2 separate regions of the Homo sapiens genome follow, and region 1 is linked to region 2. A link is a contact called in ENCODE Hi-C data. All regions are on one chromosome and are shown on one strand. Each heading gives the region's core, a stretch centred on a gene start or an enhancer-like site at or near the end of the contact. The rest is flanking DNA. Distances are from core to core; before and after follow the strand shown.

The links. Hi-C counts contacts between places; a loop is a spot of excess contacts on that map. Pooled maps may share reads with other maps.
Region 1: a map of endothelial cell of umbilical vein shows a loop between it and region 2 (8-fold over the local background). The contact joins two enhancer-like sites. A Hi-C loop is called at or near these places in 3 of 168 maps with a recorded cell type or tissue (IMR-90, chondrocyte and endothelial cell of umbilical vein) and 5 of 50 pooled maps.

Annotation. Positions count from the first base shown.
Region 1 is chr4:123,971,478-123,978,510 of GRCh38, forward strand. No RefSeq gene overlaps it. Among named protein-coding and RNA genes, the nearest start is that of LINC01091, 330 kb to the left of the region's middle. Within about 2 kb of position 5,099, at least 4 of the 41 ENCODE cell types and tissues checked have a DNase peak (open chromatin) inside an H3K27ac peak, as active enhancers do; they include endothelial cell of umbilical vein, where a contact is called at or near this core.
Region 2 is chr4:123,830,852-123,837,469 of GRCh38, forward strand. All of the region lies in intron 4 of LINC01091 (long intergenic non-protein coding RNA 1091), which reads left to right. Among named protein-coding and RNA genes, the nearest start is that of LINC01091, 180 kb to the left of the region's middle. RefSeq lists a silencer at 1,583-1,877. Within about 2 kb of position 1,965, at least 15 of the 41 ENCODE cell types and tissues checked have a DNase peak (open chromatin) inside an H3K27ac peak, as active enhancers do; they include endothelial cell of umbilical vein, where a contact is called at or near this core.

The DNA.
Region 1 (7,033 bases), core at 3,849-6,348, 140 kb after region 2:
GCACCATTTATTAAATAGGAAATCCTTTCCCCATTTCTTGTTTTTGTCAGATTTGCCAAAGATCAGATAGTTGTAGATGTGTGGCATTATTTCTGAGGGCTCTATTCTGTTCCATTGGCCCATGTGTCTGTTTTCATACCAGTACCATGCTATTTTGGTTACTGTAGCCTTGTAGTATAGTTTGAAGTCAGGTAGCGTGATGCCTCCAGCTTTGTTCCTTTGGCTTAGGATTGACTTGGCAATGTGGGCTCTTTTCTGGTTCCATATGAACTTTAAAGTAGTTTTTTCCAACTCTGTGAAGAAAGTCATTGGTAGCTTGATGGGGATGGCATTGAATCTATAAATTACCTTGGGCAGTATGGCCATTTTCACAATATTGATTCTTCCTATCCTTGTTCTTTTAATATTATTACTGTGTCCCCTTTATTTAGAAAGAGACCCACAGTTACATTGCTCTTTCCAATTATGGCTTGAGTCTTGATTTACAGTTTAGAGGAAAGTGTGTATTAACATTTGGAACTGTGTTGTTTCTTTTGTGATGTGACTGAATTTATCCCATGTCTGCAAACAATAACTTAATTAAGTCTCCAAAGTCCCTTAGGGAAAAAGAGGACAAGACTTAACAAATTTTGAAGCATTGCAGAATAACAAAAGAATTTTAAGGCATTGTTCCCCAGCAATGAGGAGGGCTTTTTAGTGTATTGTGCTTTGAGGGGCTCTAACAATAGCAGTGCTATTCCAGTCCTGGGTTTCTTTGGCGGGGATGCCAGAGCCAAAAGGCACTAATGACCTGTGCCATCTGGCTTGTCAGCAACCAGTTTCAGTGGAGTAATTAAGAAATGTAGTCATTATTTATGCATTTTGACTATCTGTTAGAATCTGTTATTCATTCTAATATATATTTCCCAATGTTTCCACTGATTAGTCAAGATCAAGATCCTGCCTGTGTCTTCTTGAGCACGTCATTTCTGAGAAGGTTTTTCTTAAGATAATTTTGCAGTTAATTTGAGTAGAAAATTCTTTTCATAAGAAACGAATGGATGCCTTTTCTGCAATTTGGTAAGCTATTTAAAGATGCATTACTTAAAACATTTTATAAAGTCTCATTGTTAGGTATATGTTTGGATTTTAAATCAGAAATATTTGGAAGCATGAATAGTGTATAATAATAAAATGACATATTTGTAATTTATTCTTTCTAAATTGTACTCAAATTTTAAGGTGATTTGGATTAATGTTCACTTTCATCTAATATCTAAAAGCATGAGAATGCATCCTTGTTCTGAAAATTATTCTCATTCTCACCAATTGTAGAGCTTGAATGAATCTAACAGAAAATAGAACCTTGGGAAGTCAGGTGACTTTTCTCAACATCATTCAGTTCTTAAGAAATAGACTGATTCTCGTGCCATGGTTTTCAGCTCCATCAGGTCATTTAAGGACTTCTCTACACTGATTATTCTAGTTAGCCATTCGTCTAATCTTTTTTCAAGGTTTTTAGCTTCTTTGCAATGGGTTTGAACTTCCTCCTTTAGCTTGGAGAAGTTTGATCGTCTGAGGCCTTCTTCTGTCAACTCATCAAAGTCATTCTCCATCCAGGTTTGTTCCATTGTTGGTGAGGAGCTGCGTTCCTTTGGAGGGGAAAGAGGCACTCTGATTTTTAGAATTTTCAGCTTTTCTGCTCTGTTTTTTCCCCATCTTTGTGGTTTTATCTGCCTTTGGTCTTTGGTGATGGTTAAGTACAGATGGGGTTTTGGTGTGGATGTCCTTTCTGTTTGTTAGTTTTCCTTCTAACAGTTAGGACCCTTAGCTGCAGGTCTGTTGGAGTTTGCTGGAGGTCCACTCCAGACCCTGTTTGCCTGGGTATCAGCAGCGGAGGCTGCAGAGCAGCAAATATTGCTGAACAGCAAATGTTGCTGCCTGATCGTTCCTCTGGAAGCTTCGTCTCAGAGGTGTACCCAGCCGTGTGGGCTGTCAGTCTGTCCCTACTGGGGGGTGCCTCCCAGTTATGCTACTCAGGGGTCAGGGACCCACTTGAAGAGGCAGTCTTTCCACACTTGGACACAGGAAGGGGAACATCACACACTGGGGCCTGTTGTGGAGTGGGAGAATGGGGGAGGGATAGCATTAGGAGATATACCTAATGTAAATGAAGAGTTAATGGGTGCAGCACACCAACATGGCACATGTATACATATGTAACAAACCTGCAGGTTGTGCACATGTACCCTATAACTTAAAGTATATATATATAAAAAAGAAATAGACTGATTCAAAGATTGTCTTTGACTCCTCTTTGATTTCCTTTGCTGAACTTTCATTTACTAATCTGTCTTTAAATTTGGGCTCCTCAAGGGGCTAGATTTTCATTTCACATATGAAGAAATAGAGATACAGGGAGGGTAAGCCACTTGGCCAAATTCACACAGCTCATAGGTGGCAGAAGTGAGATTTGAATTGAATCTTGACCAGGGTCCAGAGTCTTTGTTGACATAATTTCCCTGAACAGACCTTTACCTTCTTGAAAGATTCTGATTCAGCAAGTCTGAGTGGGGCTGGGGAAACTACTTTTTGAAAGAAATAGGGAAGATGAGGTAATTTTCTTCAGCAGGAAAGTTTGGAAAAATTGCCCCAGAGAATAAATGTACAATGTCCATCCTGAAAATAGCAAAATTTAACAATTTTTTTTTGTATTGTTTAGAAATGAGAATACATCCATGCAAACTTGAAATTGTATATTTTCTTTTCTGGGTTCCAGCTATTCTTATATAGCTCTATTTCTGATGAGTAAGGGGGAAAAGGTTTTCTTTGTAATTATTCAGGAAAATAACTTGAGTACTAATAAAAATGGACCTAAACGAATTAAGCAGTAGATCTGAAAAATTGGCTATGGGTTGCTTTGTAGGAAATCATTGAAAAAGGGACCAGCCAAGTTATGATGATAGACATTTTCCCCTTTGTTTAGAAGGGTCTGTGATCTGCTGAGCCAAGCCAAGAACAAGAAATATGAAAGTCTGTGTTTTCTTCCAGGACTCGACTCTCTTTGGCCTACTGGATGTACAGGAAGTGGTAAAAGCTGTATGGTGTCTCCTTAGGAATTGAAAGGCCTTGGGCAAATCAATCAGGTCCTGGCTTTCCACATCAGCAAGTCAAGATAATCATGTTGGCTAAACTTATTTGAATACCATCTGGATTCACTTACTGGCAAGTGTAAAGTGTTTTCAGAATACCAAATATTATATAGGGCATCCAAGCAGCTTAAATTTCAGTGCCCTCCATTCCTTCCCTTCCTGTACTTCAGTCTACTACTGAATGCAATGAGATATAATAAAACCAAGATCTCAGGGCTCCTAGCCCTTTACCTGAAACTGCTCTTTTGTGCTGCTCCTACTGGCTGCTATCCACTGAATGTTTGTGTCCCTGCCCCCTACCCCAATTCATATGTTAAATCTTAATTCGCAATGTGATGGTATGAGGAAATGAGGTCTTTGGATGTGCTTAGGTCATGAGGGCAAAGCCTCTATGAATAGAGCTAGTGCCTTTATATGAAATTAGTGAAGACAGCTCCCTGGCTCCTTCCACCATGTGAGGACACAGTGAAAAGATGGCCATCCATCTATGAACCAGGAGTGATCTCTCACCAGACACTGAAACTGCTGGTGGTTTGATCTTGGACTTGGCAGCCTCCAAAACTGTGAAAAATAAATTTTTTGTTGTTTATGAGCCACTTAGTCCATGGTATTAGCATAGCAGCCCAAACAGATGAAGACATTGACCAAGACCTGCATGGAGTGCACATACTCTCTATTAGCCTGCAATAACAATTTAGGCAACGCTGAAGGAATTTTTTTGTTTTTATTCTTATTGGTGTCAGAAAAACACATAAATGCTTATAATTGTTACAGAAAATTGATAACTTTCCCAGGACATATTTTTAGAAAACATGTTTACTAACAAATTCCAGACCTATGACACCATGCTCATTTACATACCCAAATAATACATATGCCTCTTCTGTTTTAATTTTGTGGGCATTACACATCACATAACTAATCTCAGCTCCCTCTTTGAATTGGCTGCTAGAAAACTCAGGGCCACATGTGTAGCTTAGCTCTAGTAAATACATTGATATATGTTTGGTTTGTATGCCTCAATCTTAGCTTCATCTTATGTTTTCTTCTTTGCTTTTCCTTTTGTTCTGTTTTTCTCATGCAATTAATATTAACATTGTGTTTTAATGTGTCTTCAAGTTGCCCTAAACTCTTCCTGGAATAAAAAGAAGGGCTGAAAGAGAATTCATTTTAAAAATCTCTTGACAAATTCTTATATTCATCTTCCAGAACTTCAGATACATAAAAATATTTAAAAATTATCTATCTCTACTATGCCTGCCATGCATATATATTTTTTTACTTTATACCACAAAAGCCATGATCTCTCTACTGTTTCTGAATATGTAGCATATCCGGAAAAAGCAACTTCATCTGTAATACATTTTCTCAGATTTTCTCTTTTGGGGAAATCTAAAACCTTTAGCATGGACTTTTTCATGTTGATAGACTCAAAATTCCATTTGATTTTTATTTTCTGGCAGTACTTCTCTAAAGCAGAAAAGCAAAGATAAAGAAACAGTCAATTAAAAAACAAACAAAATGCAAGTGAATACAGGTTGAGGAAAATTCTACTTTACAAAGTCCCTCCATCTTATTGCCTCATTCTCAGACCTATTCAGTACTTGGAAAAATTCATAACCTGGCAAAATAAAAGCATTCATACTTCTCTAGGCTACAAGCCAAATCAAACCATTCTTTTTAATTACAGGTGAATAATAACACCCTTAAATTTCTTACAAATAACGTCAGCCTCCTTTTGCTTTTTGACTGATGGAAGGTGATGAATGACGACCTTTTAATTCAGCACAGCTGGATGTCTTTTGTTGCACTTCCTCTCAAAAGTTGCTGTGCAGATCTGGCCTATTTTGTCAGATGTGCTGAAAACAACGTGCCTGACTGGAAGTGGAAACAGCCTTCAAACACAAGACATTTGCATGATTGAATACCCTGTCGGGGGAGCAGCTGTGGCAGTCAATGCATAAGGTGGAAGATATGCCATTTGTTAGAGTATCTCTCTGTGTGTGTGTGTGTGTGTGTGTCTGCGTGTGTGCGCACGCATGAGTGTGTTTTGATTTGATTGTTCTTGGAGGACTGGAGGAGGCCTCTCTAGTAAATCTTTGAGGGTGGTATGAAAGTGACTTTAGTATTGCTGGCAATTTTGAGGCTGTCCTGTAAAATAGTGGGTTTATTGTCTGGACCCTTCTTTTTTCATGGGTTTCAGAATACCCAGTAAGCCAGGACTTTCTTGAGCAAATCAGGTCTGTGAGCTGCAGGCCTCAAAGACTTCTGGATAAAGAGTTCACTCACTGAAGGTTACTAAACCAGTCTTTTCCAAGATGAATTCACTGCATTTCCTTGGGAAGATAATAAGAGTGTTGCAGCCACCGTTTATTTCCCTTACTCACTGTAGGCATAATTAAAATGAGTGATCTGTGACAAACTGCATCTGTGTCTCCAGGGGCACAAATGTTGTCACCTGTAGTAGATAGCTCAGCACAGATGCCAATTTACTGGGGATATATTCCTCATCCACAGAGGCTGTCACAGAGTTGACACATCAGTTTCTCAAGATAGAATAAAGCTTTGGATTAGCTAAACACCTTGTTTGTGTTTGATTTCGTGCAAAGTGTTTCTCAACCACCTGAGATCAGTATTACCTATATTTTATGGATTAAAAAACTATAGTAATGAGACTTGAAGGAGGTCTGGGAGGACAGTAATCACAAATTTAGGAAGTGGTGAATACTGAGATTCACACCCAAGTGTAGCTTGAAATCCTGTGTTCTTTGCCAAAGTTGGCTTTATTATCATTTTAACAGTGTGTTTTATAAAGCTTGAAAAGATCCTTTGAAAATGGAAACCAGACATTGTACTTTAAGAAATGTGTGGTAATTTTATCTGAAGGGATTTGAATTATTAGGATTTATTTAATAGGCAAATATAATTGTACTGGAATTATTTTTTAACCTCTTTCTCTCATACTTCTAAACAAAGAAAACCCAGCAATGATTACTTTGATGGTATTTGCATGCCAGGAGAAACAAAGGGAAAAGAAAACAGCTGGTAGTGGAGACTCCCTTGTTTGAAGCTCTGACTTTTTTTCCAGTGGCCTTTAAATCGCTCACGTGGAATCACACAACATGATTAATTCACTTAACAAACTCAATGACTCATCATCAGCTAATAAGTACTTCAAATGAGCTTAGAGAGTGTAGCTCTTTAGGTTTGAATACAAATGTTGTATCTGGAGGGACTTTGGAACTTTGAACTTTTTTAACAAATGTCCTTAATTAGCTGTAAGTAAGTAAACTGGACTTAGACCTATATGTTTAAATTTCATTGTTTTGTCAATACAGACATTTTGCAGAAGATAATTCTTTGTTTGGGGGACTCTCCTATACATCGTAAGATTTTTGGCAGCACTCTTGGCCTCTACCCATTTGTTGTCAGCAGCACCCCACCCCCTCCAATCAAAAATGTCTCTAAATAATGCCAAATTTCTCCCAGAGGGCAAAATTGGCCTTGGTTGAGAACAACTGTTTATTTATTTATGTACTTTTTAAGGACCTGTGATGGTTTTTAGTAAGTATTCAAACAATATAAGCATATAAAGTAAAAAGTGACAATTTCTTACATAATTGTAACCCCAAATAAAGCTATTGATAATGGATGTTATCCACTGCACATCAAGTAAACAATGAATACATAGAAACATTAAAATATATACTATTTATGCTAGGGAACAACTTTTAATAAAAAATGTGATCATATTAAAAAAAATTAAAACCCAGTAGGCTGGGTCTTATACACATACACATGCACACACACACACGCACACACATATATAATATATTATCTACATATGCATGTATATATCAAGAAAGCATAGAGAATATGGGGTAGTAAACTGAATTACATTG
Region 2 (6,618 bases), core at 715-3,214:
TATACCTAAAACATATTGTATAGTTCTCTGGATTCTTATACAGAATGCATCTTCTCCCTGCTGACCCAGGGTCAACATTATACACATCCATTATTGTTCTGTGTGATATTATAATGTTCTGGGGCCTCTTTCCTAAATACCCTGACAATCATGCTGCTCTTTTCTCTTGCTGTGAGCTGACCAGCTGTGCCCCTGCCTGTTGCCAGCACGCTCCCCTCTCCTAGATCCCTGTCTTCCTCTAGTGCAGTTTTTAATTCATCGTGGCCTGGGAATCCAGATAACATAGCTAATTAGAAATGATCTAAATGTAAGAGTGAATGCCCCTGAGGGAGCATCTGTGGCCTTCTCTGTGAGTTTCTATGGGGATCTCTCCTTTGCGTTAGATGCCGTAAGCGTTAGTGTATGGATGGCAGACCTGTTTTTCCTTTGCTTCTCAACACTCAATTAGATCCGTGTAGCTAATGAAATTCATGAGAGCATGCAGCAAAATTCTGTATAGGAAGGTTTTTTTTTCCTTCTTTACATAGTTTCCCATGTTCTAAATTAGTTGTTTTAATGTTATCTATGTGTTTTTGTTTCATTTTAGGGTATCAGTGGGATAATATTAACTGCCAAAATAATTCATTAGTTGTAAAGCTCCATCCTGGCTAAACTGTGGATAATGTGCCTCTTAGCTTAGACTGCTGAAAAGTCATTATGGTCAATGACTGACCCACAGCCACCATGTGAAAAACCTGGGTTTAACTAGAAAGTAAAAACTGCTGGAACAACCTGATTGTGCCAAGAGGTAGTATGTTAAATCTATGTAGAAGTAGCAGAAGTTACAGGAAAAAAGCCAGTGATTACCAGGGTGTCACATTGTTTATGAACCAGGTTGCTGAGTCTTTGAATCTGGAGATGATAATTTAAGTCAAAATTTCAAGAGTAGGAATTCTGAGGTCAGAATCAATAGTGTAGTTGGGTATAAGTCATTTGAATAAAAAGCCGGCTTTTGAGCTTGACCCCTTTTCTCTCAGTTCCTTTTCCTAATTATCCTACTTTTCTCAAAAATGTCACTCACAAACTCTTTTGCTGTGAGAGTTAATGGTGAGGTGCATAAAATACACATACAAGTTTCAAAAGTGAAGTATAAATAGCCATAGCCTTTCAAAGTATTATTCAGGTTTAGGAAAACAAGTGCCTTTACACATCATTCGAGCACCCGAGGATGATTCTACCTGCAGATGGGCCTTTAAATAAGTGTGAGTTTGCTGCTGCTTCTCAACTCCCAGTTGGATACTGAAAAAAAAGATCTTTCTCAATTTCCTGTTCTTGTGCGTTATTAAAATCCTTCTGTTGCCCCCACTGCCACCCCTGCCTCTTTCTTCTTTTCCCATCTTTTTGTGTGGAGGATGTTATCCACAGTTCCCAGCAGTGATGATGCATTTGAGTCAGGAGGATGAGATTGTGACCCAGATACAGTGCATGAGAAATGAGTGATGGGAAGAGAGAATGACATGACGGGGGGCGGAGGGGGGGGAGAGGGGGGAGAGAGAGAGAGAGAGAGAGTGAGCAGTGGTGAAGGGTTATGAGTTGTACAGTTATTTCTAGCTTTGAATGGTTTCCAAATCTCATACATTCACAGACAACCTCGCCAAAGCCCACAGCTGTCATGCATTTTCAACAGATTCCACAGGGCCTAGATGAGGTTTGAAGGCATTCCTTTGCTCTTACACATTAGCTAAAAGGAATTACCGTAACATCTGATATTGTGGAAGTGGGACATTTGCCATCCTGACCTTGCCCAAAGCAGTCCGGAAATAGGAGTCTAAGAATGTATTATCTCATATGGCCCCTAAAGGTCACCAGGGGCCTGTCGGTGGCATTCTGAGAAAATCCAAGCACCCAATATGCTCTGCATTTGGAGAAACTGGGCTGCTTTGTATGGGCACAGTGGGCAGACACATGTTCCCATTGCTCGTTGGATGTTTGTCATAGGAAAGGCATGTTCCACTGGAGAAATTCCCAGCTGTCAGTAATGTGCTGATATACCACAGCCAATCATCAGAGGATGAGCCAAATAAACAGGATGTTCACAATGTGTGTGATTGCATGAGTGTGTAACAAAACTTCTGCCCATTTCACAGCCTCATAATGGGATTGACATGCATTGCTTAATGCATCTGTCTGTTTAGGATAGAAAGGCATAAACACCATGGAAACCATGTGTAAGAAAGCCCTTTCTTTGGCTATATGGGCTGTTGATATGATGGGATGAAATCTGGTATAAATTGGGAAAGAACATTGCTTTAATATTATGAGTTTACTTGCTGGGAAGTGCCTTGAAGTCATCCAAACACAGATGAGAAGGAATAATCAGATAATCAGTAGCTATTGAGAGTTAACAAAAGGGGCTGAGTTGATATGAATATTTTTACATACCAGTGGCGTCATCTTCATTCTTTCTTCTTGTAAGACACTCATTAGTTGAATTATTTATATAAATGTACAGAAATGAGTCAAAGTTATGTCATTGCCCTTTTTGTTTGGATATGCTGCTACTGTTAACAATTAGTTTCTAAATATATTCCCGAGGCAGCAATTTGGGAAGGGGGAGTAGTGGTTCCTTCAACACTCATGTGTAGATAGGTTCTTGGAAAAATAACATCAGGTATCCTGTTAAGTGTCAGACCTTTTACTTCTCTGAGCATTCAAATCCCCTTTGCTCAAGGTGGCACATCCATTCATGATAATAACAGTAATAAATAAGATTTATTGTACATTTCCTGTTTGATGGTACTGAGCTAAGCCTTTAACATGCATTAACTCTTTTAATTCTCACAAAACATATAAGATTGATACTATTATTATTACTATCATAATGATAAGAAAACCAGCATTCAGAGAAGATAGTAGGCTTTTAAGAAGGTAGAGTTAGTGACAGAGCAAGCTGGAACATGTATTTGAGTACTGAATCCATGCATTTAACCATTTCACTATGTTACCCTTGTGTGTCCCTGCTCTATGTGAAATTTGATTCTATTACAGTCTCTGGTGTTAATTATTTTATTGCATTGAAATGTGATTTGTATTTCCTTGAACAGGACTAATGCACAAATATAATTTTGGTATCCTAGGGTCCATCTGTATAGAATATTTCACCAACCTAGTACAGTTGAGGAACATGCCATGAAGTCTTTGTAATGATTTTTCTCTCTTGTTAAGTTTTGGTCTTTTAATTGTGGTTATTATGTGCTGCTTTTCAAACATTGCCCAAGATGCACTGATTTAGGAAAAAATCATATGTGCCAGGATGCTACCTCCTAATAATATTAACACTTTCAATAGGTTTTATGGATAAACACAGCAGGAAAGAAAAGGAGCTCTGAGTGTACAGAATCTGTGTGTTTATATTGGTTTATGAGATCGTTAGAGACTTGTATTGTATCATCTGGTAGAAAGCAGTACCACATAATGGTTAGGACTTGGGCTCTAGAGTTTCACTACTTAACGATCTGTGTGACCCTGAGCCATTTCATTGATGTCTCTGAGCCCACTTCTTTCATCTGTACAGTAGGTATAAGATAATAATTTTTATAAGATTATTGTTAGGATGAAATGAGAGAATCCCTGTAAAATTCATGGCTCCTAATAAGTATTTTAAAGAATGCTCTGAAATGCCTTTCAGCACTCTTCATTGCCAATCCTTGTACTGTTTCTCTTTGAGTCCTTATCACAATTAGACATGCTGTATTACACTTGTTAAATGTCATCTCCCTAAACTAGAATATAAACTCCCCAAACTCAGGTATGTGTCCTTCTCTCCCGTGCCCTCATTGCCTAGAACAGCATCTGACACAAGCTAGGCCCTTATGAATATTTGCAGATAAATAAATGACAGCTATTTTATTATCATCATTATTATCACTATTACTATGGCTCTTATTACCATGTGTTTCAGACTCAGATACCATGCTTAAGAAAATCCTAAAAATACTGTTTAGATTTGAATAGTTACCAAGAGGCTTACGAAATATTTGATTTCTGATCATAGAAGTTTATAGGAACATCAGAGCACATTGAGTTTAACCTCTTCAATTTATAAAATAAAAGACTTAGAATACTCCAAGGCCAAGTGATGTTAATTGGTCTTACTTGAGTCAAGAATTACCAAGTGGCGGCAGGGGCGGTGGCTCACGCCTGTAATCCCAGTACTTTGGGAGGCCGAGGCGGGTGGATCACGAGGTCAGGAGATCGAGACCATCCTGGCTAACGAGACCATCCTGGCTATCATGGTGAAACCCCGTCTCTACTAAAAATACAAAAAATTAGCCAGGAGCGGTGGTGGGCGCCTGTAGTCCCAGCTACTCGGGAGGCTGAGGCAGGAAAATGGCGTGAACCTGGGAGGCAGAGCTTGCAGTGAGCTGAGAGCGCTAGTGCACCTCGGCCTGGGCGAAAGAGCGAGACTCTGTCACACAAAAAAAATAAAAATTAAAATAAAAAAATTACCAAGTGGCAAGTAAGAGCTGGGATCCAGGCTCCAACCCCAGTCCAGTAAGCGCTCTTTCTGCTGTGCTCTACTGACATCTAACTTGGATACCAATATGGCTGTCCACTCTTCAGCAGACCAGGCCTCAACGAAACCATGGCCCTACTTTATCATTGCATTTTACTCCAAACTTCTTGTCCCCTTTTGTTGACTAGTCATGGCTGTATCTTCCAGGTTTTTCACAGGAATGGAATTTCTTTTTTGATGATAAAATGTGCACTAGTGACAAGTCATACATGGAAATGGCTGAGAACTGCAAGACACTGCTTGGGGCCAGGTAGAGATGCCCCTCTGCAGATAACTCAGTGAAAATTGGATACCTTTTGTCAGCTCTATTTGGAGTCTTTTACTGGATTTGGGATCTCCAAAGCATTTCATCCTGAGAGAAAATCAAAACAAAAGCTATAAAGTTTACTACTCCTCTAGCTTAGAGCTGTCCAGGAAGAAAAATGTATGAATTCATTCAATCAACACTTACTAAGAGATAGTAAGAAATGGATGTGTGTGGATGGTATTTACAAATATTTTCAAGTTGCATCATTTTCCCTCAAGGAGTTTATAGTCTAGCAAAAGATGGATTTTTCCAAATTAATCTTAGTGGTATATAACATGATAGTGAGAACATGGAGAGAGGAAATGAAAATAAAATTTTGAGGCAGCTTGGAGGAGGATGAGATTACTTCCAGATGGTGAATTGAGATGTTCATGGAAGAGGCAGCATTATAACTAGAATGATGGATCAGCAGTATTCTTCAAATTGCATGCAGCTTAGATCAAATATATTTTAAAGGTGATTTCTTAGGAAGTTCGTTTACTTCCTGACATTTTATATTCTTCTGTATGCCATATAACAGACTCAAATGTATATAATGTAATGTAAGTGCCGTAGCTTATTTCTCACAAGGAGGCATTTATTCGAGACATTGTTATGTATTTTTTGCATAGCCACAATTATAAATATTTACATGAGTTTATAAATAATAGCGTACCAAAAGAAAAAGAAATTGTATCTGGTACTTACACACATACAATATTTGGAGGCTCTACACATAGCTAAGATTATTTTTGGACATTTCTGATTTGACTTACATAACTGTTTATGCTTAAGCCACAAAAGGTTTTCAAACTAAAGTCCATTATGATAATAGTGTGATGTATCAAAGGCATCCATGAGCTGAACTCATGTTCTTATACTAAAAGTCTTGGAAAACATTTACAATGTTTACAATGCCTTCACACACTTTTTTTCTCCTTATGGATGTATCTTTCTACTTAAAATAGCTGCATTTATTTTAGTAGTTGATCTCTTTCCTGGAAATTATTTTCAAAAGTAAATACAATTTTAGTTAAATAAATATTTTAAGTTTTGCTTCACATTTTCAATGTATTAAGCACTACATGGTAACTAGAAAATTGAAAGTTTTTATTAATTTGATTAATGTAAGCCATATTTTACATTCAGCAACCCCAAATTAAATAAAAACAATCATAGAGGAATTATAAAGAATGTGATTTACATCAGTTTAGTGCCGGGATGGCTTTTCATTTTCTAATCTTCCCTTACCATTTCGACTTTGCCCTGTTCCTGGTCAGCTGGGAAGTTATCTGCTGTGGGGTTTCCTGTTTGCCTGTTGCTTTTCTACCTTGGGGTGCTGTAGCTACCCATTTGGCTTGCTCGCTCCTAAAGCTATGACTGCAGCCATGTAGTCTTTCGTGTTTCACTTGAAACATGCTGACAGATGTGCTGACTGAACATTTTAACCAGTACACTTATTGTGGCTTCTTCTGAAGCTGATTAAGCTACCAAAACAATTCTATGTTCTTCTGCTGATTAAGCTACCAAAACAATTCTGTGTTCCTCTGAAGAACAAAGAAAGGGCAAAACCAAAAACATGAATCAAATAGAGCCAATATGGAAGATGTACAGCTTTAACAGAACATAAGAACTGTGGTGTTCAGTGGCTTTTGGAGGCCACATTCTTTCATGTGGAGAGAACATGGAATGGCTTACTGTCTTGCTATAGTTTGCTTTTACATTAGCACTAGATCTTACACTGGATTAGTCATTACTATTTGTAATGAGTCAATAA